Regions from separate parts of the Homo sapiens genome. Here regions 1, 2, 3, 5, 6 and 7 are each linked to region 4. Evidence: chromatin loops called from intact Hi-C (ENCODE). Cell type or tissue: mammary epithelial cell. All regions are shown on one strand. Region 1 has its middle 25 kb from the start of SMIM41-AS1. Region 2 has its middle 21 kb from the start of KRT78. Region 3 has its middle 25 kb from the start of EIF4B. Region 4 has its middle 9.5 kb from the start of KRT74. Region 5 has its middle 5.5 kb from the start of KRT85. Region 6 has its middle 35 kb from the start of KRT80. Region 7 has its middle 8.5 kb from the start of KRT75.

Evidence for each region. Hi-C counts contacts between places; a loop is a spot of excess contacts. Peaks named below come from ENCODE experiments on the same cell type or tissue, not always from the same donor. Only the 100,000 strongest peaks of a DNase experiment are listed, where the experiment ranks them.
Region 1: a loop joins it to region 4, with 10 times the contacts of the local background. A loop is called at or near these places in 29 of 110 quality-filtered maps.
Region 2: it touches region 4 in a loop (9-fold over the local background); 101 of 110 quality-filtered maps call a loop at or near these places.
Region 3: a loop joins it to region 4, with 4 times the contacts of the local background. A loop is called at or near these places in 47 of 110 quality-filtered maps.
Region 5: it touches region 4 in a loop (6-fold over the local background); 30 of 110 quality-filtered maps call a loop at or near these places.
Region 6: a loop joins it to region 4, with 6 times the contacts of the local background. A loop is called at or near these places in 30 of 110 quality-filtered maps.
Region 7: it touches region 4 in a loop (2.4-fold over the local background); 2 of 110 quality-filtered maps call a loop at or near these places.

What each region holds. Positions count from the first base shown.
Region 1 is chr12:52,141,325-52,145,324 of GRCh38, reverse strand. No RefSeq gene overlaps it. Among named protein-coding and RNA genes, the nearest start is that of SMIM41-AS1, 25 kb to the right of the region's middle. RefSeq lists an enhancer at 505-1,322. In mammary epithelial cell, a CTCF peak has its summit at 1,631 (motif pointing left); a DNase peak (open chromatin) is centred at 1,564; H3K27ac peaks cover 1,590 bases.
Region 2 is chr12:52,868,238-52,872,237 of GRCh38, reverse strand. No RefSeq gene overlaps it. Among named protein-coding and RNA genes, the nearest start is that of KRT78, 21 kb to the right of the region's middle. RefSeq lists enhancers at 1,650-1,699, 1,203-1,703, 1,704-2,204 and a silencer at 1,810-1,889. In mammary epithelial cell, a CTCF peak has its summit at 1,577 (motif pointing right); a DNase peak (open chromatin) is centred at 677; H3K27ac peaks cover 1,799 bases.
Region 3 is chr12:52,979,366-52,983,365 of GRCh38, reverse strand. No RefSeq gene overlaps it. Among named protein-coding and RNA genes, the nearest start is that of EIF4B, 25 kb to the left of the region's middle. In mammary epithelial cell, a CTCF peak has its summit at 2,334 (motif pointing right); a DNase peak (open chromatin) is centred at 2,305.
Region 4 is chr12:52,581,331-52,585,330 of GRCh38, reverse strand. No RefSeq gene overlaps it. Among named protein-coding and RNA genes, the nearest start is that of KRT74, 9.5 kb to the right of the region's middle. RefSeq lists a cis regulatory region at 208 and an enhancer at 124-293. In mammary epithelial cell, a CTCF peak has its summit at 2,154; DNase peaks (open chromatin) are centred at 2,250 and 3,750; H3K27ac peaks cover 1,647 bases.
Region 5 is chr12:52,371,001-52,375,000 of GRCh38, reverse strand. No RefSeq gene overlaps it. Among named protein-coding and RNA genes, the nearest start is that of KRT85, 5.5 kb to the right of the region's middle. RefSeq lists enhancers at 461-630, 2,138-2,307 and a cis regulatory region at 2,222. In mammary epithelial cell, a CTCF peak has its summit at 2,266 (motif pointing left); a DNase peak (open chromatin) is centred at 2,250.
Region 6 is chr12:52,154,714-52,158,713 of GRCh38, reverse strand. No RefSeq gene overlaps it. Among named protein-coding and RNA genes, the nearest start is that of KRT80, 35 kb to the left of the region's middle. In mammary epithelial cell, a CTCF peak has its summit at 1,770 (motif pointing left); DNase peaks (open chromatin) are centred at 1,303, 1,753 and 3,073; H3K27ac peaks cover 3,314 bases.
Region 7 is chr12:52,440,828-52,444,827 of GRCh38, reverse strand. No RefSeq gene overlaps it. Among named protein-coding and RNA genes, the nearest start is that of KRT75, 8.5 kb to the right of the region's middle. RefSeq lists an enhancer at 1,517-2,716. In mammary epithelial cell, a CTCF peak has its summit at 1,893 (motif pointing left); DNase peaks (open chromatin) are centred at 1,987, 3,037, 3,427 and 3,797; H3K27ac peaks cover 3,079 bases.

The DNA of each region.
Region 1 (4,000 bases), 440 kb after region 4:
GGAAGCTGCTGGGACTCTTCCCTCAGCCTCAGCCTGAAGTCCTCCTGCTGCAGTCACTGTCACAATGCTTCAGGGACCCTCGCAGGCAGGCCCAGGTGCCCCAGACTCACCAGGCCCGCCCAGCCCTCTCTCACCCCCTCAGCCTTCAAGCCAAGGTGGGCTTGGTAGGTCCTTTCCTTGGCCTGCCACTGTCCTGTCAGAAGCCCAGCCCATGGAGCAGGGGCCCCACGCCCCCACCGTAGTGGGCAGGGAAGACCCAGAGAGGTCGCAGTGTGGCACTTATCACTCAATGGAGCTGGAACATAACTCTCACCCTGCAGCAGGCCTCGGCCAGGCCGGGGCTCACCCCCAGAATCCCAGACAGGGGCAAGGGGTGTCTGAGGACAGTGGGAGCTGGGGAGAGGCAGAGGATCCAGGGATGGGTAAAGGCCAGGCCTCTGGGCCAGGGCTTCCCCAGATCTGCGCCAGGAAGTTCTTCTAGTCATCTAACCTCGATTCCCTACGATGCAGTCCAAGAGGAAAAGGAGATTCTCCTCCCAGTGAACCTCTCCCCTCCAGCTGCCATCCAGGCCCAGGCCCCGGCCCCTCTTGCCTGCTGACCACTCGGGCCCCTAGCCCCACCCCAGCTGGTCTCCCTGCCTGGGCCCCGCCCTCCACTACGGGCTCTTCACTAACGGTCAAGGCCCCAACACTCAGCCATCCCACCCAGCAGCCTGACCCCCACAGATCCTCACCACACCAGACCGCTATTGCTGTCAGGAGGTCCCACATCTTCCACCTCCCTGGTTTTGCTAGGCCGCCCATGGCCTGGAGTGCACTCCCTGGTGAAATCTTGTCTTTCCTACAAGGGGAGCGTCCCCTCTCTGAGCCCGGACCACTGTGCTCTGTGGTCTGATGGCCCTTTCCCCGCCCCTACCCCACAGCTTTGTGGTGGGCCTCTGCCACCCTCCAGCCCTCCAGCTTCCTGAGGGCACAGCCTCTCTGGGCGCAGCTCTTGCTGCCTGGCACAGCTGTGACACCTCCATCCCTCCTGCTACTGTGTGGAGGCCAGGCCCTAGGTGCTTCCCACTGTCCCTTCAACAGTCCTGCAACATTGGTGTCCTTCTCCCCATTGTACTTACAAGGACACTGAGGCTACAACCGTTTTAGGGATGAACCAAGGTGAAGAGTGGGGATTACACCTCAAAGCTCGCCCTCCAAAGGAGCCTGCTGAAGATCTGCCTCCAGTGGGTGATGAGGTGGGGAGCCCTGGGGAAGGAGCTGGAGGGCAAACGAGGCCAGGCCCAGCCTTTCACCTATGTCCAAGGAATCCTACCGTGAGGTCCCCAGGCTCCACAGAACCCACACCATGAACTCTGCCCACACCACACACACACACACACACACACACACACACACACACACACACACAGCTAAGCTGCATGTACACACCCACCCAGCTCCTGTACCCCCACACCCCGAGGCCTGTACCCACACACAGACGTGCTCCTCCCCAACCCCTCTCCTGGCCTTCTCCACCCACACCCAGACCTGCCGGGCAGGCCAAGCAGGCCCAGCTGCCGGGAGAGGCTCCAGAGGCTCCCCACCCCCACTTGGAGCCAGGATGCTGGGGTTCTGTGGGGCAGGAGCGCCCCCAGCTGACAGGTGTGGGACACATAGGGGACAAGGACCCAACCCAGGACCCAGACCAGAAAAAAAGAGTCCTCCGTGCCCCAGACCCCCTGGCCACCCACTGCTTCTAGAACTTACTGAGCACCCAGGCCCAAATTAGAGGGCATGACCCAGGGGAAGAGAAGAGAGGAGGTCAGGCCTGGCACCACGCTAGCAAAAACACAGTGGCCAGAGGCAGGCAGCGTGGCCAAAGTGTAGATGTTGCCTCGGGCTCAGTGATGGAGGGGCCAGGGGCTGGAGATGAAGAAAGGATCTCATGCGACTCTCAGGTTTCTGGGACTGGCTGGCTGGGGAGACCAAGGGGCTGGGAAGGCGGCTGAAGAGCTCATCTCAGACATGTTGGGTCTGAGGGACCTGAGCAGCTTCCTGGTGGAGGCCAGCAGGAGGGGGACACTCACGTCTGAAGCTCTGGCTAGTCAAGGGACATGGCAGGGAAGCGGGGAGATTCCTTATGGCCCACTGTCCCCCTGTCTGGCCTCTGCCCCATGCTCGTGCAAGTCTTCTCTTCTCAAAATGGGCTTAGTGCAGATAAGCCTCTGCTAAGGTCCCTTCCTGCCCTTGTGCTTGTCATTACCCGCCCACCCTCTCTCCACCGGGCCTCAGTGCCCTGCAGAGCCCTCCTGAGGACACACACTGAGGACACAGGTTCTATCAACTCCCATTAATTGAGCACTTACTATGTGCTAGGCACTTTGCTAAGGAGGTCACCAGCCTGAGTGAACATGGGGTCACTTTGACATCAATGCCCAAGTCAGAGAGGCTCCTGGCCCTCAGCTGCGTGCTGCAGGGCCTCAGGTAGTCCCTCAGAAAGTCCTCCAGTTAATTTCGGGGCCCCAGGAATACTGCCCTATAAGCAGGAGCAAGCCTGCACTGGCTGTGCTCTGCTTCCCTGCGAAGACACCGCTGCCTCCGTGGCATGAGAACTCTGCTCTGGAGAGCACCCATCCTCCACCCATGGCCAGCTCAGTCCTCAGCCCTCAAAGCCTCAGTTGTCTGTGACCGGATGCTGAGGAGGAGGGATGGGGAGCAACTCTTCCCTCTCTAAACACCATGCCCCAGGCCCTGAGGCCACACTGTTTAGGCCAGAATCTTAGAGGCCTTCAAAAACAAGTCTCCCTCATTCCCTGGTCCCAATCTCCTTAACCTCTAAGGGTCCCCTCTTGGCAGCCCTTCAAGCAAGCAGGGCTGACACTGAGCCTACCCTATCCACTGTCTCCCAGCCCCCTTACTCCCCAAACACCTGCTACACAGACCTCCAGCCTCTTCCACCAGTCCAGACACCAAATGCACCAAATACACCAGATATTATCATTACTGTACCCAACACTTTACTGTATGCTCTAGACTATGCCATTCCCTATATTATCCCTATAATAAGGACAACTGAGGAGGAGACTGAAGGTCAGAGAGGTTAAGTCATCTACTGAGGTCACACAGGTAGATTGGAACCAAGGCACATGCAACCCCAACCCTTCAGGGTAACGCCTGAATCCCCAGCACTGCTCCATGGAGAAGCCGCAGAGCCCGGGGGTCTGCACTCTCTTACCCCTATGCTTGCACTCATGCCCACAGGCTGTCTAGGCCCCAACCGGCTTCCCCCAGCCCTGCGCCCACCTTTCCAGACCCGGCTGCCTCGTGCGTCCTCATTGAAGCCTTTCCCCACACCCTCTGGCTGAGTGAGGTGCTCCTTCTCTGTGCTGACCTCTAATGTGACTCTTTCCTTTCTCACTTTAAGAAAAGTGAGAAAGCATCTTCATTCTAGATGCTGCAGATCCTAAAATACTACTGTGGACAAAGCCCAGATCCCTCCTCTAGTAGGGCTTACCTCCTGGGTGAGGAAGAAGGACCATAAAATAAAAGAACACTGTGAGGGCCGCTATGTGGGCATGCAGCCCAGGCAGCCACCCAGGGTCCCGCTCTGCTGCCTGGGAGTTCTTAATAATTTTTAAATGAAAGTCCCCACATTTTCATTTTGCATTGAGACTACAAGTTATGCAGCCAGTCTTAAAGACAGTATGTTAGGCGGCAGCGGCTATGGAGAGAAATAACACAGGAGAGGGGAATGGAGGGGCAGGAGGAGGGATCATACATTTAAGTAGTGTGGTCAGGGAAGGCTTCACTAGAAGGTAATGTCTCTGAAGACCTGAAGGAGGCGGGAGAGCCAGCCATGTGGTTGAGGGTGGGAGGGGTGATGGATGGAGAGAGCATTGTGGGAGATGGGGGCTGAGAGCCTGAGAGGCTCACATTAAGACCTGGCTTTCCTTTGCTGAGACCAGAAGACGCACATCATAGCATAGTGGGGCACATAGCAAAGTGACATGACCTGATT
Region 2 (4,000 bases), 290 kb before region 4:
TCCCAGCCTGATAGGGGAAGAGAGTGTCAGATCCAGGCAACAGTGGAGCAACTGAACACACCAGGCCAGGAGGCTGGCACAGATTCTGGGAGGTTTATCAGGCAGTTGCCTGCAGAAAAGTTTTGAGGGAGAGGAGGGGCATGGACAGTCCTCTGGACTGTGGGGCGAGGGGTCTTGAGGGAAGGTGCCTGAGGCTTGCTCTGTCCCCTTCATAGAGTAAACTTGCTGCTTCCAGTTCCGGGGACTAGATTCTGGGGGTTGGCCATAAGATATCAGGTGACTCTTTGCTTAGAATGTTGAGTACAACTGAAATGGCCCAAATGCTTCACCCAGGCCTGGACCTGATGTAATGTCCTGTAGTATGACCTCCAGGGCTGACCCTGGCCAAGCTCAGGGGCTGGTCTCCTCGGGGGAGCTGGGGAAAGCGGTGATTTCTCTGATGCCTTGCCAACCTCCATTCTCTTGCTCTGAACCAACTCAGTCCAAGCTTCCCAGGGGCCAACTGACTCTCAGATGTGACCACGTCCTTCCTGAGGGTCCTCCAGAAGACTGAGAAGCCTTCTCAAATGCCCAGGCTTTCAACAACCCCCTTCCTGACTCTCAGATTTCGTGCCCCTACTCTCGCCCCCAGGGCCTGGATGAGTCAGAATGATGGGGCTCCCAGTTGGCAAGACTCAATTTTGCTGGCTGGGAGTTTTTTCAGGGTGCTAATTAAAAGGAGCCACCCAGAGAGAATGACTTCACTTGTTCACACACACACCCTTCTGCCCTGCCCTCCCTTCTGCCCCCATTCACACGCTGAGCCAAGGCAGGGGCGGTGGGTGGAGGGAACCCAATGGCAAAAGTGTGAGCATCTGTGTATGTCAACAAGCAAACTGCAGGCTCAGAGCATTTTTGACATTTTTTTTCCCCTTAGTCAAATGTTGCAGTCGCTGCATTTCCTCTGCTGTTTCCCTCCCGGCTGAACTGGACAGGCAGAACTGCCTCTGGGTGGGAAGGGAACTAGGTGTCTCCCAGTGGGCCCCAAGTAACGCCACTATGGTGGGGATTCCCTCCCTGGCCTGACCTCAATCCCGCCAGCTGCAGTCTATTCCCACCGATGTTGTCCTCTGTGGATGGGACCCCAGCTGGAGAAACCTTGGTGGGTCCACCTTCAGTACAGGCTATGTGAGGTTCTCTCCAGTCCCTCACAATCCTCTCTGTTCCCTAAATTCTTCCCCAGTTAAAATCACAATCCCTTCCAGTGCTGGGTGGCAGGATGGGGCTGTGGCACCCAGGGTAGGCACTGGTGCAGGTCCAGTGGTATCTGGATGGTGTTGCTGATGGCCTGGAGCCCCCAGATATTCCTGCTTTGATGCTTGGTACAACCCACATTGACCCCCTTTGTTTTAGCTAATTGGGGCAGCTGTGAGTTTCTGGATTCTATCTGGCCCAGGTCGGTGGACTGCCTTCAGACTCCAGGGTGCCAGGGAGCATAGGGCGTGTTGGAGGTAAAAGGGCCAGGCTGGTGCCGCCCTGGGAGCTGGGGGGAGCCCGAGCTCACCTCTCCGCCTCCTCCCTCCATTCTAGGATTGCCCTGCAGGGGTCGCCCTAAGCCAGGCTTCCAGGCGGCCAAAGCACCCACCCTTTTCAGACTCCGGGTCCTCCCTCAGGCTCCTTGACCCCCAGACTCGGGGTTCTCTTCTCTCTGTGGGGTCCCCTCAGCCCTTGGGAATCCAGGAAGTGACATGAGGAAGGGACAGAGACAATGTGTGACCCAGAGGCTCTGAAGCGACAGGAGTGACAAGTGTCAGAGCACATGCAAATGACATGCAAATGAGCCTGGCCAGTGCCAGAGGGTGTCTGGGCCCAGGCACTGTCTCCAGCAGCCCTGCAATTGTCTGCCTCTTCTCTACCTGTCTGTGTGCGTTAGGGTCCGTTTCTCTGCCCCTCCCCACAAGTAACCAACTGCGCCAGGCATGTGCTAAGTACTTGGAAACCTCAATTGTCACTATAACCCATGGCAGGGACCATTATCCTCATTTTTTCATATGGTTTCTGTATGGCTCCCATGGGGTTGGATTAGTGTTTCCCAGTCTTCCTGCCCCCTACAAATTAATAGGTGTTTAGTGAGTCTGAAAATAATGTAACGGGGGCCCCACCCCCACCACCTAGAGAGCAGAGTTCCTCTGAGAGGTCCCAGAGAATGGGGACTCTGGGCTGTGGTTTGGCACAAAAAGACTGGGGCAGAGGGTCAAATGTGGGAGGGGGATCTAGAGAAGACATTTTGACTATTTCCCAGCTTCCATGGGGCCACCTATCCCTGCCTGACCAGGGTCCCTGGACCTAGTCCTTCTGTATATTGACTTTGTCCTTTCAGAGATGGCTGTAGTCACCTAACTTCAGTCCCCTTTGTGGCAGCACCAGCCTATTACCCTGTGGTGGGTCAGGCTTGCCAAGAAACTTTTAAAGGGGGTTTGATGTAGTTCTGTGCCTCCCTCTTGCAAAAGGCCTTCATGAGGCCTGGGGGCTTCAAGTGACACTTTTCCCCTCTCCTTTCCGGAATAGAGCTCCAGAGACCTGGAAGGGGCTGTGGGGAACTGACGCCCTGCTCCTCCTTGCATTTGACACTGCTTCTTCCTGGCACTTAGCAGGGCCTGGGGAAGCTGGGATGGGGCTGGGGGTGGTGGCCTTAGGTGAGGTTTGCTCTGTCTCCTCCTCAAAGTGATGTGCTCCAGCCCCAGCTGGCACTTTCATTCCAGTTTCCTCCTCGCACATTCTTCATTTCCCCTCCCCTGCTGTCTCTGCTGCTTTCCGCACCTTCCCTGCTCCCTGCCCATCTCCTGTCTCCTGAATCTCCAGCCAGGTGCCCCTCTTCTCTGTTCCCCCTCTGGGAACCTTCTTGGCTGGTCACTCTGGAGTCCCACTGAGTTTCTCTTCCCTGGAGACCCTTGGGGCTTGAGCACTCCTCTCTGTGGCTGGGAATGAGGTGGCTCCAGGAATGAAACCCTGGCACGTTCCAGAGTTTGGAGGCTCTTGGTTGCTCAGGAAGCTCCCAGCATGTACACTCCTTGGGGTCTGAGGCCCCTGGCCCACCACTGGCTTTGAGGCAAATGGCCCAGGCCTCCCTGGGGCAGTGACAGCACAGGGAAGTAGGCACTTGGGCTCAGCCACAGGCCTCCTTTCCACCATCTCTGCACCCTATTCCCTCCCACACTGCATGCAACCATGCGCCTGCCCTCTCAATCAGGTGGCACAGAGGCCTGGCCCCCCTCCTCATCCCTTCTTTCACTTAACAATCTCTCTCCCTTTCTTCCCGAGGCCCCTTACACTCCCCTTCACTGGAGCCTTCACCAGCTGCCCAGCCCATGGCTCTGCTAGTTGCCCCATCTGGCCTGAGTGCATTCTCTCTTTGGATTCCTCCATCCCCTCTGGTGGAGGGGTGGCTATTCCAGCTGGAGAACAGACAGATGCAGGCATAGACCTGAGAAATGCTTTACAGATAGTCCTGGGTTCAGATTCTCACTCTGCCACTATTGGTTGTGTGATCTAGGACAACCAAGCCTCAGTTTCCCCATCTATAATATGCGATTAATCAGAGGTATGCTATGTAAAGCACCTGGCATGTAGTAGTTGAACATTAAGTGATAATTCTACTTCTTTTTTTTTTTTTTTTTTTTTTGAGACAGGGTCTCCCTCAGTCTCCCAGGCTGAGTGCAGTGCAGTGGTGCGATCATGGCTTACTGCAGCCTCAAACACTTGGGTTCAAGTGATCCTCCTGCCTCAGCCTTCCAAGTAGCTAGGACTATAGGCATGAGTCACTACATCCAGCAAATTTCCTTTTTTTTTTTTTTTTGTAGAGACGTGGGGGTCTCACTTTGTTGCCCAGGCTGGTCTTGAATGCCTGGGCTCAAGTAGATTCACCTGCCCTGGTCTCCCAAAGTGCTGGGATTACTGGCGTAAGCCACTGCACCTGGCCTAATTATTCTTGATACATATAATACTACTGACAACTGAGACA
Region 3 (4,000 bases), 400 kb before region 4:
TTCTTGCCTGACTCAGGGTGGAATCCTCCTACCCTCCTACCTTTGTTATGCTACTGCCTTCCTTACAAACCCCTGTTAAAGATCAAGTGGAATAATATTTTTAAGGGTCTCAAATTCAAATACTGTCAGGGTTCAGATAGGCAAGTGTGCGAAGTGGTGTAGGTCACTGGGAGTGGTGCAGACTATGGAAGATTGAGGAGTGCATGCCCTGGCTAGAGGTGTTCACATGCAATTTTTATCCAGGGAGTGAACTGACAGTTTGTGATACTCAACAACAAATAAATAATTCAAACTTGGATCTGGTCTGACTTCAAAGCTTTTTCTACTATGTCATTTGGTCTTGTCCGAAACCCTAGTTCCCTTTTTCTTTTTTTTGAGACAGAGTCTCACTCTGTTGCCCAGGCCGGAGTGCAGTGGTGCGATCTCAACTCACTGCAACCTCCGCCTCCTGGGTTCAAGCGATTCTCCTGCCTCGTCTCCTGAGTAGCTGGGACTATAGGCGTGCGCCACTATGCCTGGCAAATTTTTGTATTTTTAGTAGAGATGGGGTTTCACTGTGTTGGCCAGGCTGGTCTCGAACTCCTGACTTTGTGATCCGCCCACCTTGGCCTCCCAAAGTACTGGGATTACAGGCCTGAGCCACTGTACCCAGCCTCTCTTTTTTTTTTTTCCTTGAGATGGAGTCTCACTCTATCACCCAGGCTGGAGTGCAATGGTGCAATCTGGGCTCACTGCAATCTCTACCTCCCGGGTTCAAGCAATTCTCCTGCCTCAACCTCCTGAGAAGCTGGGATTACAGGCACCTGCCACCACGCCTGGCTAATTTTTGTATTTTTTTAGTAGAGATAGGGTTTCGCCATGTTGGCCAGGCTGGTCTCCAATTCCTGACCTCAGGTTATCCGCCCTCCTCAGCCTCCCAAAGTGCTGGGATTACAGGCGTGAGCCACCACGCCTGGCAGTTTCCTTTTTCATAACATGGGACCACTTATACTTACCTATCTTGGAAAGCTTAGGGATCATTTATTTCAAATCCTTAGCACAGTACCTGCCACACAGTAAGCACTTGAAGAGTGGTAGTTCTGTATAAAAGAGTTCATAGGCTGGGCCTGGTGGCTCACGCCTGTAATCCCAGCACTTTGGGAGGCTGAGGCAGGTGGATCACGAGGTCAGGAGATCAAGACCATCCTGGCTAACATGGTGAAACCCTGTCTGTACTAAAAATACAAAAAATTAGCCGGGCGTGGTGGCACGTGCCTGTGGTCCCAGCTACTCAGGAGGCTGAGGCAGGAGAATCACTTGAAACCTGGAGGCAGAGGTTGCAGTGAACCAAGATCATGCCACTGCACTCCAGCCTGGGTGACAGAGTGGGACTCTGTCTCAAAAAAATAAAAATAAAAAATAAAATAAAATAGTTCATAAACTGCAAAGCATTATATAAATATTAGGTATTATTATAAAGACATAGGTCGGGCGGGGGTGCAGGGGCTCACACCTGTAATCCCAGCACTTTGGGAGGCCGAGGCGGGCGGATCACGAGGTCAGGAGATTGAGACCATCCTGGCTAACACGGTGAAACCCTATCTCTGTCTAAAAATACAAAAAATTAGCTGGGCGTGGTGGCGGGTGCCTGTAGTCCCAGCTACTCGGGAGGCTGAGGCAGGAGAATGGCGTGAACCTGGAAGGCAGAGCTTGCAGTGGGCCGAGATCGTGCCACTGCACTCCAACCTGGGCTACAGAGCAAGATTCCGTCTCAAAAAAAAAAATAAAAAAAAAAATAAAGACATAGGTCGGGCATAGTGGCCCACACCTGTAATCCCAGCACTTTGGGAGGCTGAGGCGGGTGGATCACAAGGTCAGGAGTTTGAGACCAGTCTCAAAAAAAAAAAAAAAAGACATAAACACCAGATCAAAGACTGTGTAAATAGGACTGAGCCAATCTGGAGAAGCATTGTGCAGGAGGCAGCATGAAGGAGGATGAGAGGTGTGTCAGGGCAAGGGCAAATAGGGAAGGACCAGGAAACCCAGGGGGACACATGCCTGACATTCACAGGGCCAGTTCCTCGACTCCTGCACCATGATCACTGCCATTCTGTCTGTGCCGCTAGCATGGCCCTCCAGAATGAACTGCAAGCTTGCTTGAGGCTCTGGAGAGCTCTTACGTCCACTGACGTTGTTTAAGCTCCAAGAGGCTCTGATTCCATGAACTCTGCCAATGAGAAGGTTGAAAAGAAATTGGAAGTCAATGTGGATGGAGCAGCCGCCTATTAGCAAATTTGGCCAAATGGTGGTGCTATAAGCCAGAAAATCAAAGCCATTCTAGTAGCCAGGATGACTGGAACAATGGTCTCTGCACCTAGAAGGCCACCAGGGGGCAGAGGGAGGCAAGACTGCTTTTCTCAGGGACAGCTGGAGTCACCAAGTCAAAAAGGCCATCAGTGCCGGACGTGGTGGCTCACATGTGTAATCTCAGCACTTTGGGAGGCCGAGGCTTGAGGTCAAGAGTTCAAGACCAGCCTGGCCAACTTGGTGAAAGCCTGCCTCTACTAAAAATACAAGAAATTAGTCGGGCATGGTGGTGCGTACCTCGGGAGGCTGAGGCAGGAGAATAGCTTCAATCCAGGAGGTGGAGGTTGCGGTGAGCTGAGATCATGCCATTGCACTCCAGCTTGGGTGACAGATCGAGACTCCATCTCAAAAAAAAAAAAAATGCCATCAGAGTCATTTAATAAAACAAATGGCTATATTGATGCAGTGCCAGAAATAAAACAGAATAACTCAAACAGGTGCAGATCTTGCTATGAAATGCTTAAAGGGATAGGAGTCATTACAAAATGCTTAAAGGGATAGTTCAAGGGAGCTCTGCAGCCTCATCCCTTAACCTGCCCCCCTCACCATACAACTTGTTGCTATAAGTGTCACCCTGTCGCCATGGCTTTTCCTCCCTTCCTCTGTTCCCATACCTTCCCCATACTCATCAAGCTCCTTCTGTATACCAGAGCATTTAGCCAGAGCCTCGGAAGGTGAGGGAGAGATCGCTGATGAGGAGGTGGGAGGGAGCTAAGGGAGGAGTGTGTGTGTGGAGTGAATGGTGTGGCTGGAGGCTGGTCAGCAGGGGAGACTGCAAAAAGAGGAGCTGGAACACAGAGTCAGGGCACTGGCCATGGAGTCTGGATGCTTCCTGGGTCACGGAAGGGTTTTAAGTAGGTGAGGGATATTATGAGATCTAGTTTTATCTATTTATTATTTATTTATATATTTTTTAGAGGTGGTCTTGCTCTGTTGCCCAGGCTGGTCTCAAACTTCTGGGCTCAAGAGATTCTCCCACCTCAGTCTCCCAAGTAGCTGGGACCACTGGGCCTGGCACACATTTATTTTTATTTTTATTTATTTATTTTTTTGAGATGGAGTCTTGCTCTGTCACCCAGGCTGGAGAGTAGTGGCACCATCTTGGTTCACTGCACCCTCTGCCTCTTGGGTTCAAGTGATTCTCCTGCCTCAGCCTCCTGAGTAGCTGGGACTATGGGCACCTGCCACCATGCCCGGCTAATTTTTTTTTTTTTTTTGGTAGAGATGGGGTTTTGCCACATTGGCCAGGCTGGTTTTGAACTCCTGACCTCAGGTGATCCGCCCACTTTGGCTGGGATTACAGGTGTGAGCCACCAAGCCCGGCTGAGATTTATTTTTAAAGAAGACCATGTTGGCTGGTGTGTGGAGGAAGGCTGAGTGGTTACTGGTGGCCATGAGAAGACTTTCTGTTAGGAAGATGTTGCAGTGATAGTACAGAGGACAGATGCCTACAGCCTGGATGTGGGGTGTGGATGGGGAGAAAGGAATAGATTTGGACTTACTGTGGAAGTAGGGTTATTAATTTATTAGATCCATAGGGTAGACCAAGAGAGAAGGAGGTGTCAAATATGATTCCCAGGTTTCTGGCACAAGCAATTAGATGGATGGTGTGTCATTTACTAAGATGAACAAGAATTATGAAGCTGGTGGGAGC
Region 4 (4,000 bases):
ATACAGATGTTAGAGCTTCCTCATGGCTTCCTGCTCTGGTTCTCAAAGCACCCATGGTTGAGCACACTCACTGTCTGTGTAGCGAGTGGTCTTCCCTTCATTCTCCCACTGTCTCACTCTCCACCACCCACCACTCACTCCCCAGTCCTGCTCCCACACAATGGCCCTGTCTTCCTCTTCTTTTAACCAACTTCCTTTTCACCCTAACATGTAAGGCCTGTGTGTATATATGCTTGTAGCCTCTCTATCTAAGGTGTATATGAAATAGTGCTCAATTAACAAATATTTAGTGAGCTAGGCATTGCTCAGGCACTGGGAATACCAGAATAAACAAAATAGGCACAGACACTGGCCCCATAGAGGGAGAGTGAAAATATGCACCTACCAAAGCAATATATAATATGAAGTCAAGCAGTGTTAACTACTATGAAGAAAAATTCAGTGGAGTAAGAAGCTGAGAGATTCAAGGATGCTCTTTTAGCTCTGCGTGTGTGTGTATGTGTATGTGTGTGTATGTTTGTGTGTGTATGTGTGTGTTTCTGCAAGAATGTTTGTTTCTCAGAGTCAGTTAGCACAGTTGATTTGAAAAAAACCCTTAATGCGAGACCATCTTTCAAGTGCAAACCTCGTTTGAGGATGGCATTCAGAGTGCCCGAGATCCTGTCTCCCCCGTGTCGTTTCCCACCTTATTCTCCAGCCTTTCCCCATGCAGGCCAGACTTTTCACACCTGAGGGCCTTTGCACATATCATTTTCTCAACCTCAGATGTCCATTACCCGTGATGGACAGCCTGCGCACCTGTGTGGCCTGGCTGAGACTCCACCACCCACATTTCTGTGGTGCCTGGTCCCTCCAGGTGGACCCATCCATCTTCAAGCATTACATGAGAAGGATCAATACAGCTGTGGCCCAACACCTCCCTACCCCACACCCCCATTCTACAGGCAGGCAAACCGAGTCCCAGATGGCTGAGTGACCTGTCCATGTTCACACCACTGGTGAGCAGCCGGGGCTGGACCAGTGGCTTGTACACTCACAGCCCTGTCCTGAGCCTGTGTTAAAGCCGGCACTCTATTTTTCTGGTGTCATATCAGCTGCTCACATGTCTGTCCCTCACTCCATGCCCTACATCCCCTTGTTCCAGGGTCCGGCTTGCAGTCAGCACTTTTACCATGGGAATGCATGCCTTAGTTTAGCCCACCTTCCCTGGGAAAAAGAGCTGGATATACACACAACATACCCATGTCTCAATTGTCTGGTATGCAAGTGATATGACATATTTGTGTTAATAAATTTGTGTCTTATATGCATTTGTGTGCAGGCAGTCACTCAAACTGGGACACTTTTGATCTAAATAAATACTAAGGTGGATCCTTGGACAACTGGCAAAGCCAGGACTGTCAGATAAATGGTCCCCTTGGGCCTAGCATAGTGGCAGAAGAGTCATATACCTAGCTTTGAATCCTAGCTCTTCTAATTGCCAGTAGTGGCCTAGTGCAAGATCCTGCCCTTGTAAAAGAAGATAAATACAAGCTGGCCATTATGAAGTGCTTTCTGTTGCCAGAAACTGTTCTCAGCACTCATTCTGGTAAGCACTTTATGGCTGGTAACTCAATTAATTCTCCCAACAATCTGACATGTATTATTTTTATAAGATGCGATTATTATAATGTCCATTTAACTTGTGAGGATATTGAAGCTCAGAGGAGTTAAGTAACTAACCAAATGTCACCTGGTTAGTAAATGGGAGGATCTGAATTCCAGTCTGATTCTGGAGTCTATGCTCCTGGCTTCGACACCTCCTTACCTTTCAAAGAACTCACCTTAGAGGAGATCAGAGAATAGGAAAAGAGATAAGGGGAGTAAAACAGTGCCTGGAACACAGTCTGACACCTGTAGATGCTCACTGTTATTACTAGTATTTTTAAAGCATACGTCTGTGTTTGCTGGCTGTGGGCTGGTTCATGTCTGAGAGGTGTGGACCAACAGCAGGACTTTGCCCAGAGACCTGGCCGAGATGGGCTAAGTGAAAGGTGGAGGGCACTGGGTCCATTCACTAAAATACATTCCTATCTGTTCACTGGCTGTTCATTTCCAAGCAGGGGAAAAACCCTCGGTGCCTCTATTTTGTGCACACACTGCCCTCTGCCATTGGTCCTGGATACTGCACTTTCTACCCCTGTGACTCTGGAGGAAAGACTTCCCTACAGCAGAGAGGGCGTGGGATGACCCTAGACAGGCTCTGCGCCCCTCGCGGAGCTGCCAGTGGGAGGGGATGCTGTTTCACTCCCTGGCATGCCCAGGCTGGCCCCAGCCTCTGTGTTGCCTGGGTCTGACTCCTGTCTCCTCTTCCTCTCCTCTCTGGCCTCTCCTCTTACAGGAAGGAGGAGGGGGCAGGGGCTGATGCTGCCTGCTGCCTGAACCTCCACACCTCTTATTAGAGAACCTGAGGCCTTCAGACAGCTTTTCCTGAAAATCTTGGTGCTGATCCAGAGGTCCTTGGAGTGAGGGCCCCCATGACTCAGCTGAGACCCCCTCTCCTAAGCCCTGCCTGCACAGTGTGCAAACCCCTCCCTCCTCTGAGAACTCTTTCTTTCTCAGGCAGTAGATGAGCCAGGCATGGAGGCACTGGCAAGGCACAGCCAGGGGGCTCCATAGGAAGAAAGGCCTGAGAGAGGAACACAATCTGGAAAGGCTTCCTGGAGGAGGCGGTAACAGGGATGTGAATTGTTGGAGACAGGGAGCTTGTTAAAGACTGCTTAGGTCCCATTTGGCAGCTGCTCTGGGGTTTGAGCCGCCCTTTGCCAGCTGTTTCCAATCTCCATCTCAGGGGCTCTGCCACTTCTGCCACCTATAGAGTGGCAACTACACAAAGGACAATTGTTCTGCACTGCCCCTCAGTTCTTACATTCACATTTAGCAAAGCTTCCAGGAGCACCAGAGATGTTGAGGGTCCCTCCTCTCCTGCAAACCAGCTGCCATTGGCTTGTCCATCCCTCCTCCCCGGTAAGTCGTCCACGCTGCATCCCCGTTTGGATGCAGGCCCCTCTTAGAGGGCTTATCCTCGAAATCCCTCCTTCTTGCTTCCAATTCGTCCATCTCCAGGAGAGATTCCAGATTCTTCTTCCTGGAACTCCAGATGCAGCTCAAGTTCTAGATTAAAGCTGCTCCGAGCTCAGGAACTGAACCATAGCGTGGTGGATATAGGACTGAAAGGGACCTTAGAAGTCCAGTGTGGAGGTACACACATTTTGCAGTCGGCCAGGTGTGGATCTGAATCCTTTTGTTGATTTGTTTCTTTTCCCAGTTATAACTGCAATGTGGGCAACTCAGTTTCTCTGCTCAATTTCTCTTTCCTCACTTGTAATGTGGGAAAAACAAGAGTATTTACCTGACAGGTTGGTGTGAGGATGAAATGAGTTAAAATGTGCAAAAAGCTTAGCACAGTGACTAGTGCAAAGCAAGCCTCGTCGAACCTGAGGCACACCTGCCAGGCTAGCTTCTGGCTCCGTTCCAGTCCCATTACATTCTCCTCCAGCCTCCCAGCCCACATCCATTTCCAGAAGGTTCTCTCTTCCTGGAAGGGCTGCTGGTTCCTCTGAGCCTTCTCCTTGGCCCCCTGTTAAAACATGCAGCCCCCACCCTTGCTCCACGCTGCCCCTGTTCCTCTTCCCTGAAATAGGAGCCACCAGGACCCAGGACCTGCTTTCACCGGTTCTCACTTCCAGACGGGTTTCCCCATGATGTGAGTCATTCTCCCCAACTCTTGGATCTGCAGACTCCTGGCTTATTTCATAACCTGCCTCCTGAACCCACAGCTGTGTGTCCAACCTGATAGCCCTGCATAAGACACCACTTGCCTCAGCGGGGGCCCATGACAATGGGAAGATGGAGACTTGGTCTCCTGGTGTCAACATCTCCTGCCTCCTTTTCTGTAGGAGAGGGGGATAGAACTTTCCAAAGGGGCTGGCTGTGGTCTTGGCTCCAGATGGAGGAGCTC
Region 5 (4,000 bases), 210 kb after region 4:
TAATATCAGAAGACCCTTTCTCTGCAAAAATAAGAATAATTATAATAATAAATAAGTTTTTTAAGTCATAGATCAAAGGAAAATATATTAATATCTAAATAATCCAAAGAAGATAAAAAAGAATAGAGAAACATCAGAAAGGCCAAAAAGAAAACAAATAATAAAATCACAGACCTTAAATAAAACAATATTAATAATTACATATAGCATAAATGGTCGAAACACACTGTCAGGGAGAAAAAGCTTTCCTTTACCCACTTAGTTTTAGTGCTTGGAGTCTGTGAATTAAGATGACCAAAGACAGATTAACAGAAGGAAAGTTTAATGCCTACTGTCACTGTCTTTGGTAATTTGTGTCACTTTCAATCAACCTCATTTACTTGACATTTATAGAGCACACCACCCCAAACAGAAAAGTATACATTCTTTTCAAGTGATAATAGGGAACATTCACCAAGATAGACCTTGTAAATTATGTAGCCAGTCCTGCCTGAATAGCTCTATATCTAGTAAGTGTGCACTGAATGTACAGTTTTAAACCTTCCCACAGAGAAGAATTCAGGCCTAAGCATTTTCACTTGTGAATTCTACCAAACATTTAAGAAAGAATTCAACCCAAACTCTTCCAGAAAACATAAGAGAAGGGAAAACGTCTCAATTCTTTTTGAGACCAGCATTACCCTGCACCAAAACCCAATGACATTATAAGAAAAGAAAGCTATAAACTAGTATCCTTAATGAACAGAAATGAAAAAATCTTCAGCAAGGCATTAGTAAAGTAAGCACAGTAACAAATGAAAGGATAGTATATCATAACCAATGACAGTTTAGCCTGGGAATGCAAGGTTGGTTCAACTTTCAAAAGTCTATTAATGTAATTCATGATATCAACAGACTAAATAGGAGAAACAGTATAATTATCTTGACAGATGCAGAAAAAGCATTTGACAAAATTTAACATCCATTCTTGGCTTAAAAGAGAGAGAACTCTCAGCAAACTAGAAATTGAAGGGAACTTTCTTAGCCTGGCAAATGAAATCTAAAAAAAAAAAAACCTACAGCTGACAGCATACTTAATGGTAAAAGACTGAATGCTTTCTCTCTAAGATTAGATACAAAATAAAGAAGTCTGCTTACACCACTCTTAGTATTGTACAAGCTGTCCTGGCCACTGAACTAAGGCAAAAATATACAGGTTGGAAAGGAAGAAATACAGCTCAGAAGTCTTCATTTTCTATATAGAAAATTCTAGGAAATCTTTATTTAAATATCTACTAGAGCTAATAAGTGACTTTAGGAAGGTTGCAGGATGCAAGGTCAATATACAGAAATCAATTGTATTTCTATACACCAGCAATGGAAATTAAAAAATTGTTGAAATATCATTTCCAATAGTACCATTTAATTCCAAAGGATAAATACTTAGGCATAAACCTTTAAAAAGTATATGAGGATCTGTATGCTGAAAACTACAAAACATTAATGAAAGAAATCAAAGAAAACTTAAATAAATAGAAAGATATACTGTGTTAATGAGCTGGAAGACTCAATATTATTAATATGTCAGTTATCTCCCAGAGATGACATAGGGGTCAAACCCATGGACAAGGGCACAGGCAGACCTGAGTTCAATCCCAGGTCTTCCACTTACTGGCTGCGTGACCAAAGGTAATGAGAGGTAACAATAATACCTAACATATGTTGAACTGAGTAGTGTTCCAAATAATTCTCACAGGTTAACTCATTTTATTCTTTCAATATCCTTAGGTGGTAGGTGCTTTTATTATTTCCCATTTGACAGATGACAAAACTGAGGCCCAGAGAGGTTAAATAAGTGGTGAGGCACAGGAGCTCTGACTCCTGAGCCCATGCTCACCACCACTGTGCTGTTCTGCCTGTCACGTAATCTCAATACGCCTCTTGCCTCATTTGTAAAATGGAAAAATATGTCGTACCTCAAAGAGATGTGGGGATGACATGCAATGGTAATCCAAGGTGCTTGGCACTCAACCTGGCCCACAGTGGGTACACAATTGCTTCAGTAGTGGTGGTGGTGGTGGTGTTTCTCTTTTGTCAATGAACAATAGCTTTGTCAGCAGCTCAGCCACTCCAGTACCAACCACAGGTGGATGCAGAAGCGTCAGGGACTGTCTCCAGCTTCCAAAGATCTGGAAACCAGAGCCAGCTGCAGGCAGATCCCTGGCCTTCTCTGCTTCTGCCACGACTGAACTGCTGCCAGGCCAGCTGTGGGAATTTGCTGCCCTCTTCTGGCCACCAACTTCGGACAAGAAGGCGTAGGAGATTTTCAAAGCAGGCTACCAGCAGGATTGGCTTGTGCAATATAGCAAGGAGAGGAGGGAGCTTAGAGTCTTGTAAAACCATTTTGTTTTTCTCCAGATTTGTAATTAGGACACAAACATAAAAACAATAAGTAACAGCTTTTAAAAATAAATCTATCTCCTTTCTCACCAGCCCAACCCAGCCGTTTTCACCGTTCTGTGTTCTTTGTCTCCATGGGTATTCAGAAAACCACAGCCTTGAAGCAGGAAAGAGCCAGGGAGGGGTCTTAGTCCCATGGCTTTCAAACTGCATGTGTTCCTCGGGGCTCAAGGGCCAAGGCTTCCCACAAGCTGTCATTTTCTGCCAAACCTCAAATATCTAAAGTATCCAAGATAGCCATTCATTTATACATTCATCAGTCAACAATATTTACTGAGCACTTACTATATTCCCAGCACTTTTCTAGGTGAACAAAATGAACAAAACAGACAAAATCTCTGCTTCCATGGAGTTTACTTTGGGGTGATGGGAAAAACAGACAATAATCCACAAATAGAATAAATAAGTAAATTCTGGACTGTGTTAAGTGTGATGGAAAAATAAATAAATAAGAGCAAGATAAGCTGGATGGAGAGTGCCCTGGGGTGGAGGGCAGGTTGCCATTTTTTTAAAGGGTCAGAGAGATGGTATAGGGGCAAAGCCCTGCAGGAGGCAATGGGCAAGCCACTTGGATGACAGGGGAGCATTTGGGTGGAAGAGACAGCAGGGCACAGGCCCTGAGTCAGGAGTGCACCCTGTCCTGGTGCTCCAGTGGGAGGTCACTGTGGTTGCTGAACACAGGGAGACCGGTGACAAAGGCCACAACACAGACAGGCAGTGCAGGGCCTTGTTGGCCATTGTTAGGACTCCAAGCAAAATGGGGAATTGGGTGTTTGAGCAGGGTAGAGACATGATCCAACTTATGTTTTACGGGGCTTACTCTCCTCGGCTGAGAATGGAGTTGGAGGGCCAGGGGCAAACAGGGAGACCAGCATGTCAATCTTATCTATTCTATAACTACATAAGTAAATACATGGCTTTATATAGCTGTTTTCCTCCTAGGATTTGGGGAGATGGCTCAACTGCCAAAAAGAAAAGAAAGAAAACATTTCAAAACCATTCATGCAGTACATTCCTGAAATCAGAGGCTCTGTAACGACTGAGCCACTGCTCTGATCCCGAGTAACCATGGAAAACAGCAAAGCACCAGGGAATGCTGCCAATAGGAAGGCACGTGGACAGAGTTCGGGAGGAGAATGGAGTTTCTTGGAGTTGCCGTGGAGCAGGCCAGGGAGCAGCTGTGTCAGCTGGGCACGGAACCCCGCCATGACACACTGGAGAACGTAGAGTTGCTCTGACCCTCCTTTCTCTCACTTAGGGTCCCTGAATCATGCCCAAGTCTTGTGAAAGTCAAAGAGAGGGAAAGAGGGCTAAGAAGAGCCTCCAAGAGCTGCGTCTCAGCAGCGGCAGTGGCGTAGCCTTAGATGCATAATAAAAGTGTGGCCAGCAGAGGCAAAGGGCGGTACCCAGTTTGAATCAGCTGTGCAGGCCTTGTCCATGGGGAGCCCATCAGGACTGACTGAGGGGGACCAGCCCACTAGGAGGGATGGGAAGACAACCCACAAGAGCCCAGGCAGGCACAAACACAAAACTGGGAGGACAGACAGTGCAGGATGGGGAA
Region 6 (4,000 bases), 430 kb after region 4:
ACCCCCGACCCATCATTAGCCCCCGTCAGGAAGAGGGGTGTGCCACTGCAAGGCCAGCACTCAACATTCACTTGACAAACATGCATTGACAAATATTTATTGATACTTACGATGTGCCAGGCACATTCTAGGCCCTGGGGATACAGCTGTGAACAAATCTGCCCAAATCCCAGCCCACATGGAGTTTATGTTCTCATGGGAAGAAAAAAACAAGGAAGAAATATATTCATGTAAAAGACATAGCTGACTAGACGTTGATAAAAAGTGCTATGGAGAAAACTAAAGCAGAAAGAGCATAGGGAATGTTGAGAGTAGGGTGATTAATAGGGAGGTCAGGAAAAGCCTCACTAAGAAAGGAACATTTTGGCCAGGCGCAGTGTCTCACGCCTGTAATCCCAGCACTTTGGCCGGCCAAGGCGGGTGGAACACCTGAGGTCAGGAGTTCGAGACCAGCCTGGCCAACATGGTGAAACCCCGTCTCTACTAAAAGTACAAAAAAATTAGCTGAGTGTGGTGGCAGGTGCCTGTAGTCCCAGCTACTGGGGAGGCTGAGGCAGGAGAATCACTTGAACCCAGGAGATAGAGGTTACAATGAGCTGAGATTGAACCACTGCACTCCACCCTGGGTGACAGAGTGAGACTCCATCTCAAAAAAAAAAAAAACAAGAGATGAAGAAACAAGCCACGCAGAAGCCTGGGGAAGACCATTCCAGGAAGAGAGAATAGCAAGGCCAGAGGCCCAGAGGCAGAACAGCAAGGGCAAAGGCCCGGAGGCAGAACCTGCCTATCATGTTTGAGGACTTGCGAGGAGGGATGAGGGGAGAGGCGGGGGGTTCAGCCTACACTAGGCCTCAGGGGCCACTGTTGAACCTCAGCTTTGACTGAATGAGATGGAGGGTTTGGATCTGACCTCTGCAGTAAGAGGCAGGGGACCACAGCAGTACCATAATATCTGGACTTTTCTCAGCCTGCATTTGATAAGCAATAAAAGAGGAAAGGGCCTTCCCTGCCAGTCTCTGCCTTTTGTCCCATAATTTCCACTTCAAATAATCAAATGGGGGGAATAGTGATCATTTTGTATCCCAAGTATCCTAAGATACTCCCCCCGTTAGAATGTTAGCTCCCTAGCAGTGGCAGGAGCCACTGAGTGTGACTTGATCATTACCATATCCCCAGCGCCTTGCAGTGGACCTGGCACTTAGTAGATGCTTGGAGAAATGTGCAGACATACCAATGACGGAGGCTCTGGCAACCTCTCATAACCTCCAGGGTGACGTTGCGTGTCCAGGCCTGAGCTGGACACCTGGAAGACATTGCCCCATTCAGGAGAGCTCAGGTCACCCAGAGGCAACGCTGAAGTCAGACCTTGAGCGTGCCTGACTCTAGAGCCCTTGCCTTCCTTCCCCTCCTCACTGTCACCAAGAGCCAACACCCCCTGCCTCCAGAGGGACATGCAGGCCAGTGTGGTCACTCTCACCTCCCTCCGGCTCATTGGGCCCGGAATGTTCTCAGAGGGTGAGGGATTGTCCCTGTGTCTGTCCTTCTGAGGGTCTGTGAGTCTGTTGGAGAGGGCCTGTCCCTCTGGGGAGGATGTGTATATCTGGCCCTCTGGGAGTCTGCCCCTCATGTTGCAAAGTTCATGTTCCTCCACCCTTTCCCCGCAGGTGGGTCTGTGCCCGTGGTTCAGCCCTACCCTCCCCACTCCCATTCCCACCTGCTTGTTCCATGGCTCCCCACCATCTGCAGGCTCTGAGCGCCCCCTGCTGACCACTGCCTCATCTGCACCTCCACGCCCAATGGGGAACCAGATACCTATGGCCTGGGGTCTGGGACAGTGCAAAGAGCTGTTCCTGGGGCGAGGTGAGAGGATCGCTTGAGCTCAGGGGTTCGAGACAAGCCTGGGCAATATAGTGAGACCCCATCTCTATCTAAAAATAAAAATAAAAAATAAGAAAGAGGTAAGTACAGGGGGCAGGATTAGCCTCCTTGAGGCCTCTACCCCTGACTGGGGGCTGAAAAACACCTAGGCCCGCCTCCACACCTGGCCTTAATCTCTTTCATCCCATCCGCCACCTTCCTATTCAACACTCATCCCTGCCAATCCTACCTCTCCCCAAGCGCCCCTCCTTCGAAGTCCCTGTACCACCAGCAAGGCCATCACACATCCTGCTGTGACACTGACTCAGTGGGACTGACATGCAAATAGATTCCACACATGTGGTGAGTCAGGAGCCTGAGAAGGGGACACAGGCTGAGTGAACTGGAGTGAGGTCAGCCTTTGGAGATGACCACATATACCTGGGGACATGGCTATCTGCAGATATGAACACACATATGCACAGCCTATGCACACACCTACTCACAAATGCAGGCACACTGTGCACAAGCATATGTTCTTATGCATATGTTCACATGTGCACACATACAACACATACATGTGTACCCAACATACGTGCATTGTGCAAACATAAGTGCAAATGGACATCTGTGTGCACACCTCCATCCCTGGGCGGAGACATCCACGCCTACATGCAGGTGTCCTCAACAGGCGCAGGCAGACTGAGGCCCACCATCAAAGCACACATCCGCACATGTGCATACACATAGCCCTTGATCAGTGCTCACATGCACACACGTCCACAGGTGCCAGGAGTATAACTGGACTGAAGTCAGACAGACCTCAATTTGAACCCTGACCTGGCTTTATCACTCAGTTGCTCTGTGACCCTGAGCATCTGCAACTTTCAGAGCCTCAGTTTCCCCACCTGTAAAACTGGGTAATAAGGATGCCTGCCTATAGGGTTGGGAAGATTAAAGGAGACAATACATGGAGCAGACCTGCAACACAGACCTGCAACACAGCTAATGCCAGCAAGCATTAGCTGGCAGAACCCCAGCCTCAGACCTGTATATAACTGTGACTATAAAGTAATGAGAAGGGTCCCCTCTGGGGCGTGAGTCCCCCAGCACAGGCACACACATACACATGCACACACACACACACACACACACACACACACAGAGGCTGCTCTGTGTTTCTGCTGTTTACAAAGCTGCCTAGCTACGACCTGAGATCAGGAGCATGTGGGCTCACTTGGGAGCCCCACCCTTCCTCCCCAGCCTGTCAGAACAGGGCCTAGCGGGGAATCCTGCATTCCTCCTCCTCTTGGCTACAGCCTTTAGGGGTACAAAATGGAGGCCTTGGAGTCCTACTTCCCCCAGGCCCCCCCATAGGCTTTGCCCTTTTGCAGTGGATTGTGGCTGCTTTAAGGAGCTCCCTGAGATTGGGGGAGACTAGGGTCCCCCTGGAGGCTCTCCAGCCTGCCTGACAGTCCTCTCCTCAGCTCCATCCCCCTACAAGCCCGTGGCTGCTAAGACCATGTTTCTGGTGGAGGGAGGCCCACGGTGTCCCACCACATACTCTCCCCATGACCTCCTGGAAAAAGGAAGATGGCCAGTGTCCTCCTCTCCCGAGGATGCTAAGTCCCCTTGCAAAACCCTGCCCTGACAGGCCACTGCTGCCCCAACCCCCATGGCCACCCCAGTGCCTAAGCACTGAGGGAGAGGAGTTCCCTGTCGTGTACTCAGAGTGGAGAATAACTTGAGCTGATAAGCTAACTCTGAAGACCTTCCAGGGGATCAGGGATAGCCACATGGCCCCACGTAGTTTCAAGGTCAACCCTCGAAAGTGTAGCTTTCTGGCTGGGTGCAGTGGCTCATGCCTGTAATCCTAGCACCTTGGGAGGCCGAGGCAGGTGGATCACCTGAGGTCAGGAGTTCGAGACCAGCCTGGCCAACATGGTGAAACTCCATCTCTACTAAAAATACAAAAAATTAGCCAGGTGTGTTGGCCCACACCTGTAATCCCAGTTACTTGGGAGGCTGAAGCAGGAGAATCATTTGAACCCAGGAAGTGGGGGCTGCAGTGAGCCAAGATCACACCGCTGCACTCCAGCCTGGGTGACAAAGTGAGATTCCATCTCCAATAAAAAAAAAAAAA
Region 7 (4,000 bases), 140 kb after region 4:
ATTTGATGCCACAGCAGAGACTCTTTCCCATGCGTCACTACTGTAGTTGAGGTCTGGCCTTCTTCCCATGGTTGTCTGTGGGTGAGCAAACGTCTTGCCACTGAGTAGGTCATTAGCAGAAGCTTTGGAGCGGGAGGAGACTTTGGGGAATTAGTGACCCCCTCCCTTTCTATCATTGCAGTCTAGAGTTTGAAGTCAAAGGCATGGTGGAAGCAGAGCGTAGGAACTGCCACGTTGTTCAAGTCCCAAAAGCTGTTAGGACAACTTCCCAGTGTGCCAGGCAAAGTCATTCTCCCCCCTCAGGTAAAAAGCTCGAGGACAGCAGGCTACTGGCAGGGTCCCTCACTACCCTCAAGTGAAATCCAGATGCTTACCCTCTCTGAGAGGCCAGCTAGATGCCAGCTGGCTTGAGACTTGGAGCAGGCATCCCAGTCTCCTGTGAATAGGGTTGTCCAGACAAAATAGAGGAAGCCCAGTTAAATTTGTTGTGTTTTTTTTTTAGACATAGTCTCATTCTGTCACCCAAGCTAGAGTAGAGTAGTGCAATCATGGCTCCCTGCTGACTGGACTTCGCAGGCTGAAGTGATCCTCTTGCCTCAGCCTCTTGAGTACCTGTGACCACAGGCATGCACCACCATGCCTAGATAATTTCTTCTTTTTTGTAATTTTTGTAGAGTTAGGGTCTCACTATTTGTCCAGGCTGGTTTCAAACTCCTGGGCTCAAGTGATCCTTCCACCTCAACCTCCCAAAGTGCTGGAATTATAGGCATGAACCACTGCACTGAAACCTCAGTTAAAGTTGAACTACAGATAAACAACAAAAATTCATACGTCCTAGTATCCGTGCCTTTCATGTGTTTCTACAGTTTCTCAGGATTCATCCTGTGGGAGGAAGATAACAGCCCCAGCTGGTTCGCCATCTTGCCAGGACAAAATACTAATAGTGATTAATTCTGAGGAGTATGAATTTGGGTAATTGCTATTTTCATTTTCATACTTTTCTGCTACATAAAGATCAACATCCTACTTTTTCCACCATTGAAATGCCATTTTTATTACATGCTGAATTCATACACTTTATCTTCTGTGTCATTGATCTCTTTGTCTGATCACACCACTGTGATTACTAGATCTTTATATTACATGCTGCTTTCTCTATTACTTTAGGGTCAGTCTCTGGTGCCTTATTTTGTCCATTTGGTGAGGTCTTTTCCATGAACATCCTCGATGCTCAAGGATGTGCAATGATGTCTGAACCTGCAGAGAGATTTTGGACTGTGGTTGGGTGCAGAATATCTTGTGGGGGGATATGAACAGGTTACCTTGTATTCTGCCATCTTGGTGACATTCACTCTGTTATTTACATGTTGGTTTCTTATACAGCAAGTCCTACTCATTGTTTGTCTTCAATGTTTTCTGGTTATTCTTGTGCATTTTGTTGTGTTGTTATTGTTGTTGTTGTTGTTAGGTATCCCTAGGCATCTCAGAGTTTTTGTGTTATGAGTTAGAACTCCTTTCTCCTTTCTCTCCATCACGTTTTCTAATTACTGAAAGGTAATGCATGAAAATGATTGATTTCTGTACCTTGGTCTTGTACCCAACTGCCTTGCTAAACTTTATCTTCATTTTAAAGATGAGGAAACCAAGCCTCAGAAAAGTTAACTAACTTGGTGGGTAAGAGGCAGAGCCAGGATCCAAGGAACAACCTGCCTCATCTTAGGAACTCTGCTCTTCTGCATTGCTAGGGAGGTGTGGTCTTACTCAGGGAATCTGACTCCATCAGCTCCCACTCTGGCCCCAGGAGGGAGGGAGAGTGCTGCCAGCATGAACAAGATGAGACTGACCGCATTCCCCACCACTCCAGTCTTTCCTTGCTTTGCTTGCCCTCTAGTGAAGGAGCTACTGCTCTGGGTGCTAACAGCAGACACCAGAGCTGGCTCCTCGCCTAAACTAGGCATCTACTGGACGGTGACATCAGCCAGTGCAATGCTCGCCCTTTAGCCTGGAAATTCCAGCCCACATTGGGAAAAAGAGGAATGCCTGCTTTTCCCCCAAGGTGGCTCAGCCGACTGTTCTCTCCTCCCCCAGCTCTGGACTCCCTCCAATCTTTGCTTTTGTCTTTCCTTACCCTGGGAGCCTATGCTAGTCTCTGAAGCTTTATTTCCCCTACTTTGACTTCTTGTTCATTCCTCGGTGATGAGAAAGTGATGAGTGAACTGTGACTGTCTTTAGCCTGTGTTACCTATGCCTTGGAAAATGTCTTCAAAAGTTCATTATTTGTTCAGAGGTGCCCTATATCACTCAGCAACCCCGCAAAGTCACTCAGCAATACAGTTTAAGATTACCTGTGGCATAGCAGGGTCCTGAATACTTCAGAACAAATTAAAAGAGGGTAGGTACATTATTAGATGCATGTTGAATTCAACTGAATTATGTGCTTACCTTTGAAAAATCCCTCTCACCTGGCAGAGCCAGAAATATACCCATGAACACGTAAGCACACTCCACATAAACCAAGAGGCAAGGGCAATGGATGCAAAGAATGAAGGAACATGAACAATGGCAGGTCCAACTTCAGAGGGGCTCTGTGGGCATGTCCCTTCCGGGGGAAATTTTGAAAGGTGCAGGGAAACCCTATTTCCATCCTAAATCTGTAAAATACCATGATGCCTAAAGAGCATTATCAGGGTAGAGAGTATAGGTGCTTATCTTAAAGATTTTTTTTAAACTTCCATTTATTGCAGAATCACACCCCCTAAATCATTCCAGGAAGAATCTACAGAAATCTCTACAACTTCCCTTAGAAGCATATTTTTCTGTTCACCATTAGAACATAGAAGTCCTCAATGGAATCCTTCTTGCCAATTAAGTTTACTCCCTGATGGTAAGAGCAGCAACGACAAAGGAAGACATTGGTCTCCCGTCATAGCTCCTTCCCCCTTTGTTCCCACCTCTGTTTCCCAATTCATTGGTCATTTTCATTAGTCTCTGGGCTCACCCCAGGTTGACTAACTCTTGCTTAATAAACCAGTGCTGAGGGGTGAATGAAAAGCACTTTCAGGCATTTCCTTTAAAGGGAATTCCTCTCCCTCACGGCCAGATGGGAGAACAGCCGGAATATCCACAGGTAGGATCATGCAGAGGTCATCCTGGCGTCTGCCTGTGGGCCTTCTAAGCCATTTTACCCTTTTCTGGGAAGGGAGGAAAGTGGCGTCCTGGCTGCTCGGATGTAACCTGCATCACAGACACAGCCCTGGTCTGTTCAGTGGAAACTATCTTACTCATGACATGCCGGTCATATATCTGGTTTTACACTCTGGAAACCCTCCTCCAAGAGACATGCCAATCAATTGCACTTTGAACACACACAAAGAGAGCTGGCTGATTAGAAGAGCCCTCTGCTGAGTCTTCCTTCAAAGAGATTAATTCTTTGTCAAGAATGAGTCATGGGCCCTAATTTTTCATTCCCCTGCGTCGGGGCTTTCAAATATCTACACCTCTTAAAGCAGAGCAGGAAGAGGTTTCTGTTCTCCATTTACACTGAGTCAGTCACTCCTAGCATAATGGCTCTCCTGACCTCATTGTCATTGTCACCATCCTCATCATCAGTGTGTGCTGATTTAGTGCTTACAGGTCAGCTGGGAGCCATGCACCTCAGAATGAGGCAAGAATTCCTAGGCCAAGACTGGGTGCCAAAGGGACCTGTCCTCTCAAGATCATGGAAAACACAGCTCCATGGCTACAGAAGTTCTCATTCACGGAAACACACAAGCAAACAATGCATCACCCGGATGCCTCATGTCAGACACAGCTTTACAGAGACAAGGCAGGAATGCATTCAGTGATCCCATCTGAAGTGTCTGTGGGTGGATCCACTCTGATTTATCCCTGGGAAATGTTTAGACCCAACCAGCTACCTCAGCCTCACCTCCTGTGCTTAGCGCTGCTTCCCGCCATGCTACTGTGTGTGCCCGAGATGGGGCATCTGGAGCCAGCAGGA